Regions from separate parts of the Homo sapiens genome. Here region 2 is linked to region 1. Evidence: chromatin loops called from intact Hi-C (ENCODE). Cell type or tissue: lower leg skin. All regions are shown on one strand. Each heading gives the region's core, and the rest is flanking DNA. Links, peaks and the distances in the headings are about the cores only. Region 1 has its middle 100 kb from the start of LINC02713. Region 2 has its middle 170 kb from the start of LINC02713.

Region 1 (5,392 bases), core at 181-5,180:
TCTTTAATAAATTATACAAAGCCTCTGGTGCAGATGGGGCATAGAGACAGCTAACTTACTCACTGTACCAGCCTCTGTAATGTGGAATTTCTGATACATGCTAGTTGAACACTCCTGGAGTATAAATTTCTGATTGTGAGACTAGAAGGTCCTGGAGCACAGCTTACACAATATAATACATTATGAAGTGTTCTAAAATTAGTTGCAGACATCAAAATATATGTAACACTGCATTTAAAAACTTAATGAAAATCATATATATGCTATAATTTGACACTAAAAATACACCAAAATGCGAACGTTAGATGAGTTTTATTTTCTACCTTATAGATATGTATTATTTTTTGAAATCCCTTAAAATACTATAGAATAAATAGAGAAACAAGAAATTATATTACTTAAACCCAAAAGGCATAGATTAAGGGAAGAAGATCTTATGAACTGTGTTCTAGGCAACAGGAAGCCTCCATCATGATCCTTCAAATATGTACTTAGGGGTCCACTAAGTCAGGATCATTGCATTAACTATGCCTTCAGGACAGGCACCATGGTTAATGTCTGTAATCCCAGTACTTTAGGAGGCCGAGGCGGGCAGATCACTTGAAGCCAGGAGTTCTAGACCAGCCTGGGCAACATGGTGAAACACCGTCTCTACTAAAAGGTACAAAAAGTAGCTGGGCATGGTGGTATTCACCTGTAATCCCAGCTACTTGGGAGACTGAGGCAGAAGAAATCGCTTGAACCTGGGAGGCAGAGGCTGCAGTAAGCTGAGATCACACTACTGCACTCCAGCCTGGGCATCAGAGTGAGACTCCGTCCCAAAAAAAGAAAAATTAATCAAACTATGCCTTCAATTTGTAAATAGACGACTCTCAGCCTTTCTTGTAAAGTATTTTTATTTGATTCTTTGATTGTTTCTTTCTTTAAAGGAGAATAGTTGGACTACAAATCCAAACATAAATTAAAAATAAGAGGCTTAATTCTCCCCATTGAAAATAAAGGAAGGGGTTTCCCTGTTTTTCTTTTTCTTAGAAAACTTGTAATTTTCTTTAGAAAACGTGTACTTTTAAGTTTTTTATCTGTCTCTCTGAAATGTATGTAAATCCTCCTAAAAGCTACATATGACTTTTGCCAGCCTTAGGATGCAGGAATGTCTTTCTCAAGGACCTGGGAATCATTTTTTTGCAATGTAAACAGCCAAGCATATAGTGCCACTATTTCCTTGTTTCTTTGTGAGGATAGGAGCCTACCTTTGGTTGGTTTCTGGCTCCAATTGGCAAAACTACCTTCTTTCAAAAAGATTTGAGCAATTTACTTTTCCTTTGTATAAAGCCAATTAACAAACACAAATGATCACCCCAATTGCCAAGTGAATTTAGGATAAACTATGTGTGACAAATGGTGTCAAGTCCTCTTACTTGAGGACTACTTACTGTTTACCTTGAGAACATGTGTATAATGAATTTTATCTGCTTGGCTGTATAAAAAGGTAAAAAGATTCTTTCTGCCTTTGCAATCTTTTAGCAGACTTCTTGTGATGCACATTATGTTCTTGTTTAATACCGCGTCAGCAGTAAGATTGTATTCTTTCTCTTTTACCCTTATGGAGATGTTCTGGGTAAGGAGGAGATTTTGTTTTTAATTATCTTTCCCCAACTACACATACCTTCAAAATGCTTTTTTAAATACGTTTTTAAATCTATCACTTATTTTATAACAATCATTTCTTCTAAAGAAATCATCAGTCATAGACATATTTGTTCCCAAATCTGCATTTTTTCTTATTTTTGAAAAGTTTTTTTTTTTTTTTTTTAACCTGTATGTGTGTGTCTGCGTATTTATAAGATTTAAAAAGTTCGGGCTGCACGCGGTGGCTCACGCCTGTAATCCCAGCACTTTGGGAGGCCCAGGTGGGCAGATCACGAGGTCAGGCATTTAAGACCAGCCTGGCTAACATAGTGAAACCCCCTCTCCGACTAAAATACAAAAAAATTAGCCGGGTGTGATGGCGGGCGCTTGTAAACCGAGCTACTCCGGAGGCTGAGGCAGGAGAATGGCTTGAAGCTAGGAGACAGAGGTTGCAGTGAGCCTAAATCACGCCACGGCACTCCGGCCCGGGCTACAGTGCGAGACTCCGTCACACACACACACACGCAAAAGTTTGAAATGCAAAATATAAAAGAATAGAAAGAAGAACATAAAAGCAGTTAAGCTCTACCCTTCTATACTTCACATTCAGCATCTCTACTTCTGAGATAAACAAGGCACCCAATTGGCATTTCTTTTCACACCTTTTTCCATGTAGATTTATAATTTCCATATATAATTCCATATAAAAACATCTTTGCCAGCTATGTAGTACTAGGTTAAGTACAGATGATTTTGGAGTGCCTTAAGTGTAAGATGTAATTTGATAGGATAAATTTCCAAGGTTCTTCCTCTTTATTCCCAGGTATGGGGCTTTTAATAATGTCAAAGAAAAATTGCACCAAATGAAGTTAAACAGGAAGAAAGACTTTAATCAAGACTACTGTAATAGGGGTTACGTCTAGTACAACAGGGGAGAAGATTAAATTCAACTCTGTTGAAACAAAAGGCCAGAGAGTTTATAAACACTCAGATGAGTTGATGGAAAAGTCTGGGAGGACATTAAGGGAGAGGCTGGTACATGTAATTAGCCCACGTGTATTTTCTACTTGACATTTAACAAAGGCTTCTATCTGCTCACAGAGACTGGTATACAGGGACCCTCTCTTTCTTGATTATTACATTTCAAATAAATTGCTCCCAGGTTCTTGAGAAAGAAATTTCTGTGTTGTAAAACTGGCAAGAGGTTGGGAGAAGATTTACATCTCAAAGGGGTAGAGAAATAACTTAAATTGCAAGTTTTCTAAAGTAAATGCTCTAAGAAAAGAGAGATTAGGTGCCAATAGTTGGGAAGGAACATACCTGTTGTTTATTCAGGTTGAGGGGAATATTAAGGCCATCCAGGTTAAAAGTTAATAACCTGGTTAGAGCTGTGAAATGACCTGGTAGAAAAATATAAAATTCCAACAGGAATCAGGTGGCAAGTTTAGGTATGTGCTTAGCCCTTTTCAAAACAATCAACAGATAGTTGCTTAGGATGAGATATCAAGGAAATTCTGTATGTGGGAAGCTTCTGCTGAAATAAATGCAGTAATATATATACTAAGCTAGGCCCTGACATATTCTATTCCACATAACCATTTTAAATAGCTGAACACTTAATTTCTCTATGTGATCAGTTTCACCATCTTATTGACTGTAAATAGAAACCAATTACATTTTTTTCTAGCCATCATTTCAGGAACTATAACAAAACTGAAATGTCAATAAATATTGATACATCTTAGCTCAGCACAGTCCAATGATCTCATAACTTCCACTTCTTTTTGACAGTTTTTCACAGATCTAGTTTAACTCTGCTGTATATTTTCCAGTCTCCTCCAACCTTTAACCATATCTCTTCCTAATTAATTTAAATATCAATAACTTACCCCATCTACTGACAATTTCATAAACTTATACAATGTTTAGAACATTTCTACCTTTTGTAGATACGTATAATTGTTTTTAACATTGATTTGAAAATAAAAATTAGTAATCATACATGTATACCATTTATCCCATAAATATCACCTGTTCATGGTCGATTGCATAAATGGCACAGGCTATAAGGGTACATTATGTCTTCAAATACTGTAGTAAATTGTAATGAGGATAATACTTTTCCTTTTAACTTCTTTGTTTTGCTCTGTTTGTACAATACACAGAAAATTGCTCAGCTTGTGGTCTACAGCCAGCAATTAACACCACTTAGCAGCTGTTAAAATGGGTAATCGCCTGTTGTTACCTTCATGTGGCTTAATTCAAATGCTAATTGCTCTCTGAGCACTGATCATAAACCTATCACATCCAGTATAATCACAGACACATTGAAGTAAAATAACTACTACTTTTTCATGGTGGGGGGGAGGATGGTCAGAGTGGGAAAAAGAAATGTTCAAGAGATTTTAAAATTTGAACCATGATAAAATGCAATGGGGCAAATTTCAAAGGGATTTAGTATTCATGCGGTGCTATAGTTCCATCATGTAGAACTGTGTTGTCCATTATGGTAGCCATTTGTCATACATGGCTATTGAACACATAAAATAAACCTAGCCCAAATAATTTAAATGTACTGTAAATGTAAAATATACACCATATTTCAAAGACATATTACTAAGAAAATAATGTGAAATATCTCATTGATAACTTTTATATTGATTGCATGTTGAAATAATATTTTGGATATACTAGGTAAAATAAAAGATAGTATTAAAATTAATTTCAACTATTTTATTTTTTTAATGTGGCTACTAAAAACTTAAAAATTATATGACATACATTATACTTCTAGTACCTAGAACTGAACTAGTGGATGGACAAATTCCTAAAGTGCCTGGAAGGAATAGAAACAGCCCTCTTACCTTTTCATTTATATAACTTCTGCTTTGTTTAGGCAAGCATAAAACATGAGAATTAATAAGTTCATGTACCCCAATTAATGACTTTAGAAAATTGACATATTGTCTTTTCAAAACTTAACTCTAACTTTTAAAAAATATGCTAAAATGTAATTCCCAAAGCCAATCCAACTTTTAAAATGTAAAGACAAAATGAAATGGAAATGTCACTGGGAGAAGTAAAGCAGGCTCCAATTAATCAATTATTGAATAAATGGAAGGAAACAACATGCATTTTTAAAGTTAGTTTTAATAAAATACATTTGATTGTGTGCACTTTGGAGCCTTCACCAGGCAGCGGGAAGCAACAGTTCCATCTGTGTGCAATTTCAGATGAATGCAATTTCTACCCCACCCGCTTTGGCTCCATGGCTAATGAGAAAATGGAATGTGTTTGGTCTAAATAGCCTTGTTTGAATATAACACTATTGATTTCCTTATGACTCAGTCTCATTTTAGTGTCTTGAGAGACAAGAGGACTCATTGGATGAGACAAAAAATTGAGGTCCTGACCATTTGTGGTCATTAAGCAACCCAGGGCACATTTTGCTAGAGAGCAGGATGGTGAGCTTTAACTTTGACCCAGTTCCAGTGGAAGTCAAAATAGTCTAGTCACCTAAATTCTCTATGTATGTTCAACAAGGTTTCTTCTCTACCTTCATGCCACAAGCTGCAAGTTTTGGCTATTTTTTCTATTAAATTGCTGCCAACTTTCACTCCATAAGTCCCTACTTTTGAGTAAACTTAAAAGTATGTTTACAAAATACAAAATCTTACACCAGGCCTGGTGGTTTACCGCTGTAATCCCAGAATGTTGGAAGAGTAACATTAGGACAATCACCTGAGCCCAGGAGTTCAAGGCT
Region 2 (5,392 bases), core at 322-5,321, 69 kb before region 1:
GAAGAACATAAATTGTGAAGATTTCATGGACATTTATTAGTTCCCCAAATTAATACTTTTATAATTTCTTACACCTGACTTTACTGCAATCTCTGAACATAAATTGTGAAGATTTCATGGACATTTATCACTTCCCTAATCAATATTCTTGTGATTTCCTATGCCTGTGTTTAATCTCTTAATCAAGTCGACTTCATAAGCTGAGGATGTACATTACCTCAGGACCCTGTGATGATTGTGTTAACTGCACAAATTGTTTCTAAAGCATGTGTGTTTAAACAATATGAAATCTGGGCACCTTGAAAAAAGAACAGGATAATAGCGATGTTCAGGGAACAAGGGAGATAACCATTAGGTCTGACTGCCTGAGAGCCAGGTGGAACAGAGCCATATTTCTCTTCTTACAAAAGTGAATAAGAGAAATATCGCTGAATTCTTTTTCTCAGCAAGGAACAGCCCTGAGAAAGAGAATGCATTCCCAGGGGTAGGTCTCTAAAATGGCCGCCACTCTGGGAGTGTCTGTCATATATGGCTGTAGATAAGGGATGAAATAAGTCCTGGTCTCCTGTAGCGCTCCCAGGCCTATTAGGATGAGGAAATTCCTGCCTAGTAAATTTCAGTCAGACCAGTTGTCTGCTCCCAAACCCTGTCTCCTGATAAGATGTTATCAATGACAATGTGTGCCCAGTGGGACATGAAACTTCATTAGTAATTTTAATTTCGCCCAGGTCCTGTGATCTCGCTCTGCCCCCATTTGCCTTGTGATATTTTACGCCTTGTGAAGCATGTGATTTCTGTGACCCACACCCTATTCATACACTCCCTCCCTTTTGAAAATTGCTAATAAAAACTTGCTGGTTTTACAGCTCATGGGGCATCACGGAACCTGCCGACATGTGATGTCTCCCCTGGAAACCCAGCTTTAAAATTTCTCTCTTTTGTACTCTTTCCCTTTATTTCTCAGACCAGCCGACACTTATGGAAAACAGAAAAGAATCTACGTTGAATTATCGGGCGTGGTTCCCCCAATAGCCTGCCTTGCTGAGTTGGGGAAGTTCTCCCAGATAATATCCTGAAGAGTGTTTTCCAACATGGTTCCATTCTCCCCATCACTTTCGGGTACACCAATCAAATGTAGATTTGGTCTTTTCACATAGTCCCATATTTCTTGGAGGCTTTGTTTGTTTCTTCTCACTCTTTTTTCTCTAATCTTGTCTTCCCACTTTATTTCGTTGAGTTGATCTTCAACCTCTGATATCCTTTCTTCTGCTTGATCAATTTGGCTATGGATACTTGTTTTGATTGATGCTATTGATTGGCTATTGATGCTTCATGAAGTTCTCATGCTGTGTTTTTCAACTCCATCAGGTCATTTATGTTCTTCTTTAAACTGGTTATTCTAGTTAGCTATTCATCTAACCTTTTTTCATGGTTCTTAGCTTCCTTGTATTGGATTAGAACATGCTCCTTTAGCTTGAAGGAGTTTGATATTACCCACCTTCTGAAGCCTACTTCTGTGAATTCATCAAACTCATTCTCTGTCCAGTTTTGTTTCCTTGCTGGTAAGGAGTTGTAATCCATTGGAGGAGAAGAAGCATTCTGGTTTTTCTAATTTTCAGCCTTTTTGCAGTGGTTTCTCCCCATCTTCATGGATTTATCTACCTTTGCTCTTTGAAGTCGGTGACCTTCGGATGGGGTCTCTGAGTGGATGTCCTTTTTGTTGATATTGATACTATTCCTTTCTGTTTGTTGGTTTTCCTTCTAACAATCAGGCCCCTCTGCTGCAGGTCTGCTGGAGTTTGCTGGAGGTCTGCTCCATACCTTTTGCCTTGGTATCACTGATGGAGGCTGCAGAACAGCAAAGATTTCTGCCTGTTCCTTCCTCTGGAAGCTGCATCCCAGAGGGGCACCTGCCAGATGCCAGAGCTCTCCTGTATGAGGCATCTGTTGGCCCCTACTGGGAGGTGTCCCCCAGTCAGGATACATGGGGGTCAGAGACCCACTTGGGGAGGCAGGCTGTCCCTTATCAGAGCTCAAACGCTGTGCTGGGAGATCTGCTGCTCTCTTCAGAGCTGCCAGGTAGGGACATTTCTGTCTGCTGAAGCTGTGCCCACAACCGCCCCTTCCCCAAGGTGCTCTGTCCCAGGGAGGTGAAGGTTTTATTTCTATGTCCCTGACTGGGGCTGCTGCCTTTTTTCAGAGATGTCCTGCCCAGAAAAGAGGGAATCTAGAGAGGCAGTCTGGTTGCAGTGGCCTTGCTGAGTTGCAGTGGGATCCCGCCTTTTCCATTTCTAATGTTAATCTATTCTCTTTCTCTGTAATAAACCATAACTATAAATATGACTGATTTACTGAGCTCTGTTAATCCTTCCAGCATATTGTTGAGTCTGAGGGTGGTCTTCAGGACACCCAACATAATTACAATCCTTTTTTAGTAAAGCTCTCTCATTAATCGGCTCATGGATGGCCTAATTTTCCTTTGTATTTATTTTAGTTTCCCTTTAGTAATTTTTTCTTTTCTTTTTTTAAATACAACTTCCACTTCACAATATGTTTAGATTTACAGAAATGTAAACTTAGAATTTCTGTATCTCTCTCACTTTTTCCTGTTTTAACACCCTACATCATTACTGGATGTTTGTCACAATAAAAACCAATTTTGGTGCATGAGTATTACTAAATTGTACAACTAATTCATAATTTATATGTTCTTCCCAATGTTCTTTTTTTTTTTTTTTCCAAGATCTCACTCACGGTACCACTTTACATGTAGTCATGTCTGTCTGTCTAGCCTCCTCTGATCTGTGACAGTTTCTCAGCCTTCTCTTGTCCTTAATAATTTTGTTTTTAGGAATAGTATTTAGGATTTTGAATAATGCTTCTTCTCAATGCTGTGTACTGAATTGTGTCCCTCTCCAAAATGTGTATGTTAAGCTTGAAACTGCCGGGTGATTGTATTTAGACATAAGGCCTGTAAGGAGGCAATTAAGGTTAATTGAAGTTATAAGAGTGGCGATCTGATCCCATAGGACTGGTGTCCTTATAAGACAAAGAAAAAGCACCAGAGCTCACACTCTCTCTCCACACATGCTCACAGAGGAAAGGTTATGTGAGGGCACAGTGAGAAGTGTTCAACTGCAAGCCAGGAAAAGAGGTCTCACTGGAAATACATAAAGCAGGGACCTCGATGTTGGACTTTCAGCCTCCAGAACTGTGAGAAAATAAATGCCTGTTAAGTTACACAACTGTGATATTTTTTATGGCACCCCAAACAGACTAAAACACTAAATTTGGTTTGTCACATTCTTTATCTCATGGCTAGACTGAGCCCATTTTTATTTTTTTACCACATTTTCATTGCCGCATAATAGAGTACATCATTTTGGGGTACATGTGATATTTAATACATTCATATAATTTGTAAAGATCAAATCAGTGTACTTAGGATATTCCTCACATTAAATATGTATTTTTTTCTTTATGCTAGGATCACTCAAATTCTTCTCTTCTAGCAAATTTGAAATATGCTATACATTATTGTAAACTGATGTCACCCAACTAATCTATCTAACACCAAGTCCAATTTCCTCTATCAAATTCTATATTTGTACCTATTAAGCACTTGTTTTTCCTCCCCTCCCTCCCCTCCACCCTTCCAGCCTCTGGTAACCACCAATCTACTCTCTTAGCTCCCACATATGGGTGAGAATATGCAGTATTTCTCTTTCTGTGCTCAATTTATTTCACTTAACATAATGACTGCCAGTTTCATCCATGTTGCTGCAAATGACAAGATTTCATTATTTTTATGGCAGAATAATATTTCATTGAAATATATAGCACATTTTCTTCATCAGTTGTTGCACTTAGGTTAATTCCATATTTTAGCTAGTGTGAATAGTGTTACAATAAAAATGAAAGTGCAGATGACTTTTCAATACATTGATTTTCTTTATTTGGCTATATACCTAGGAGTGGAATTGTTGGACCATACGATAGATCTATTTTCGGTTTTTTCAAGAACCTCTATATTGTTCTGTAAATTGCCTATACTAATTTACATTCCCACCAACAATGTACAAGGGTCCCGCTCTCTCACCATCTTCACCAGCATCTATTATTGCCTGTTTTTAGATAAAAGCCATTTTAACTGGGGTGAGATGAAATCTCATTGTAGTTTTGATTTACATTCTCTAATGATTAGCAATATTAAGCATTTTTTATATACTTATTGGCCATTTCTATGTCTTCTTTTAGAAATGTTTCTTTATTTTGCCTATTTTTAATTGGATTATTCGGGATTATTTTTGTTATTGAGTTGCTTTTGCTACTTACATATTCTGGTTATTAATCCCTTGTCAGATGGATAGTTTGCAAATGTTTTCTCCAATTCTGTGGGTTGTCTCCTCACTTTGTTGGTTGTTTCTTGTGCTATGCAGAAGCTTTTCCACTTAATGTAATCTCAGTTGTCTATTTTTGCTTTGGTTGCCTGCGTGTTGTTGACTTTGGTTTGCAAGTATTATGTTGAGAGTTTTTCTATGTATATTTGTATTAGTCAGGGTTCTCTAGAGGGACAGAACTAATAGAATATATATATAAAGGGGAGTTTATTAAGTATTAACTCACACTATCACAAGGTCCCACAATAGGTTGTCTACAAGCTGAGGAGCAAAGAAAACCAGTATGAGAACTTGAGAACTGAAGAACTTGGAGTCCGATGTTTGAGGGCAGGAGGCATCCAGCATGAGAGAATGATGTAGGGTGGGAGGCTAGGCCAGTCTAGTCTGTTCACATTTTTTTCTGCCTCCTTTATATTCTAGCCTTGCTGGCAACTGATTAGACGATGACTGCCCACCCAGATTAAGAGTGAGTCTGCCTTTCCCAGCCCATTGACTCAAATGTTAATCTCTTTTGGCAACACCCTCACAGACACACCCAGGATCAGTACTTTGCATCCTTCAATCCAGTCAAGTTGACACTCAGTATTAACCATCAGAAGTCTACCCCTTGTCAATGTAAACCCATATGCATCTCCTGAGATTACATGAAATCTTCAAATAAAGACAATAAGAAGGTCAAATTATGCCTAACATAACAGAACTATCCTTCATATATTGTTTTTGATTTACTATTTTTCTAAGTAGAGCCAGCTCTAATGGCTTACATTTGGCCTTTCCCACCATAATGGTACTCATCATACCACTCAGGGAACCAATGTGGGGGTTCTTCTCATTGCTAAGTATATCTATGCCAATTGTGCATTCTGGCACTGGGGAAGTGACCACAGGATGAGTCTGGGGACACACTGGACCCACTGTAAGTCAGATCTGAACTAAAACTCCATTACTTACCTAAGTGCCATAAGCCCCTACTTTAACTGGAGGACTTTGAT

Evidence for each region. A loop is a pair of places that touch in the nucleus more often than their neighbours do. Peaks named below come from ENCODE experiments on the same cell type or tissue, not always from the same donor. Only the 100,000 strongest peaks of a DNase experiment are listed, where the experiment ranks them.
Region 2: a loop joins it to region 1, with 15 times the contacts of the local background. A loop is called at or near these places in 2 of 110 quality-filtered maps.

What each region holds. Positions count from the first base shown.
Region 1 is chr11:97,852,996-97,858,387 of GRCh38, forward strand. No RefSeq gene overlaps it. Among named protein-coding and RNA genes, the nearest start is that of LINC02713, 100 kb to the right of the region's middle. RefSeq lists an enhancer at 3,514-4,398. In lower leg skin, for the core only: no CTCF peak of the experiment used is centred there; a DNase peak (open chromatin) is centred at 2,059.
Region 2 is chr11:97,784,059-97,789,450 of GRCh38, forward strand. No RefSeq gene overlaps it. Among named protein-coding and RNA genes, the nearest start is that of LINC02713, 170 kb to the right of the region's middle. In lower leg skin, for the core only: no CTCF peak of the experiment used is centred there; no DNase peak of the experiment used is centred there.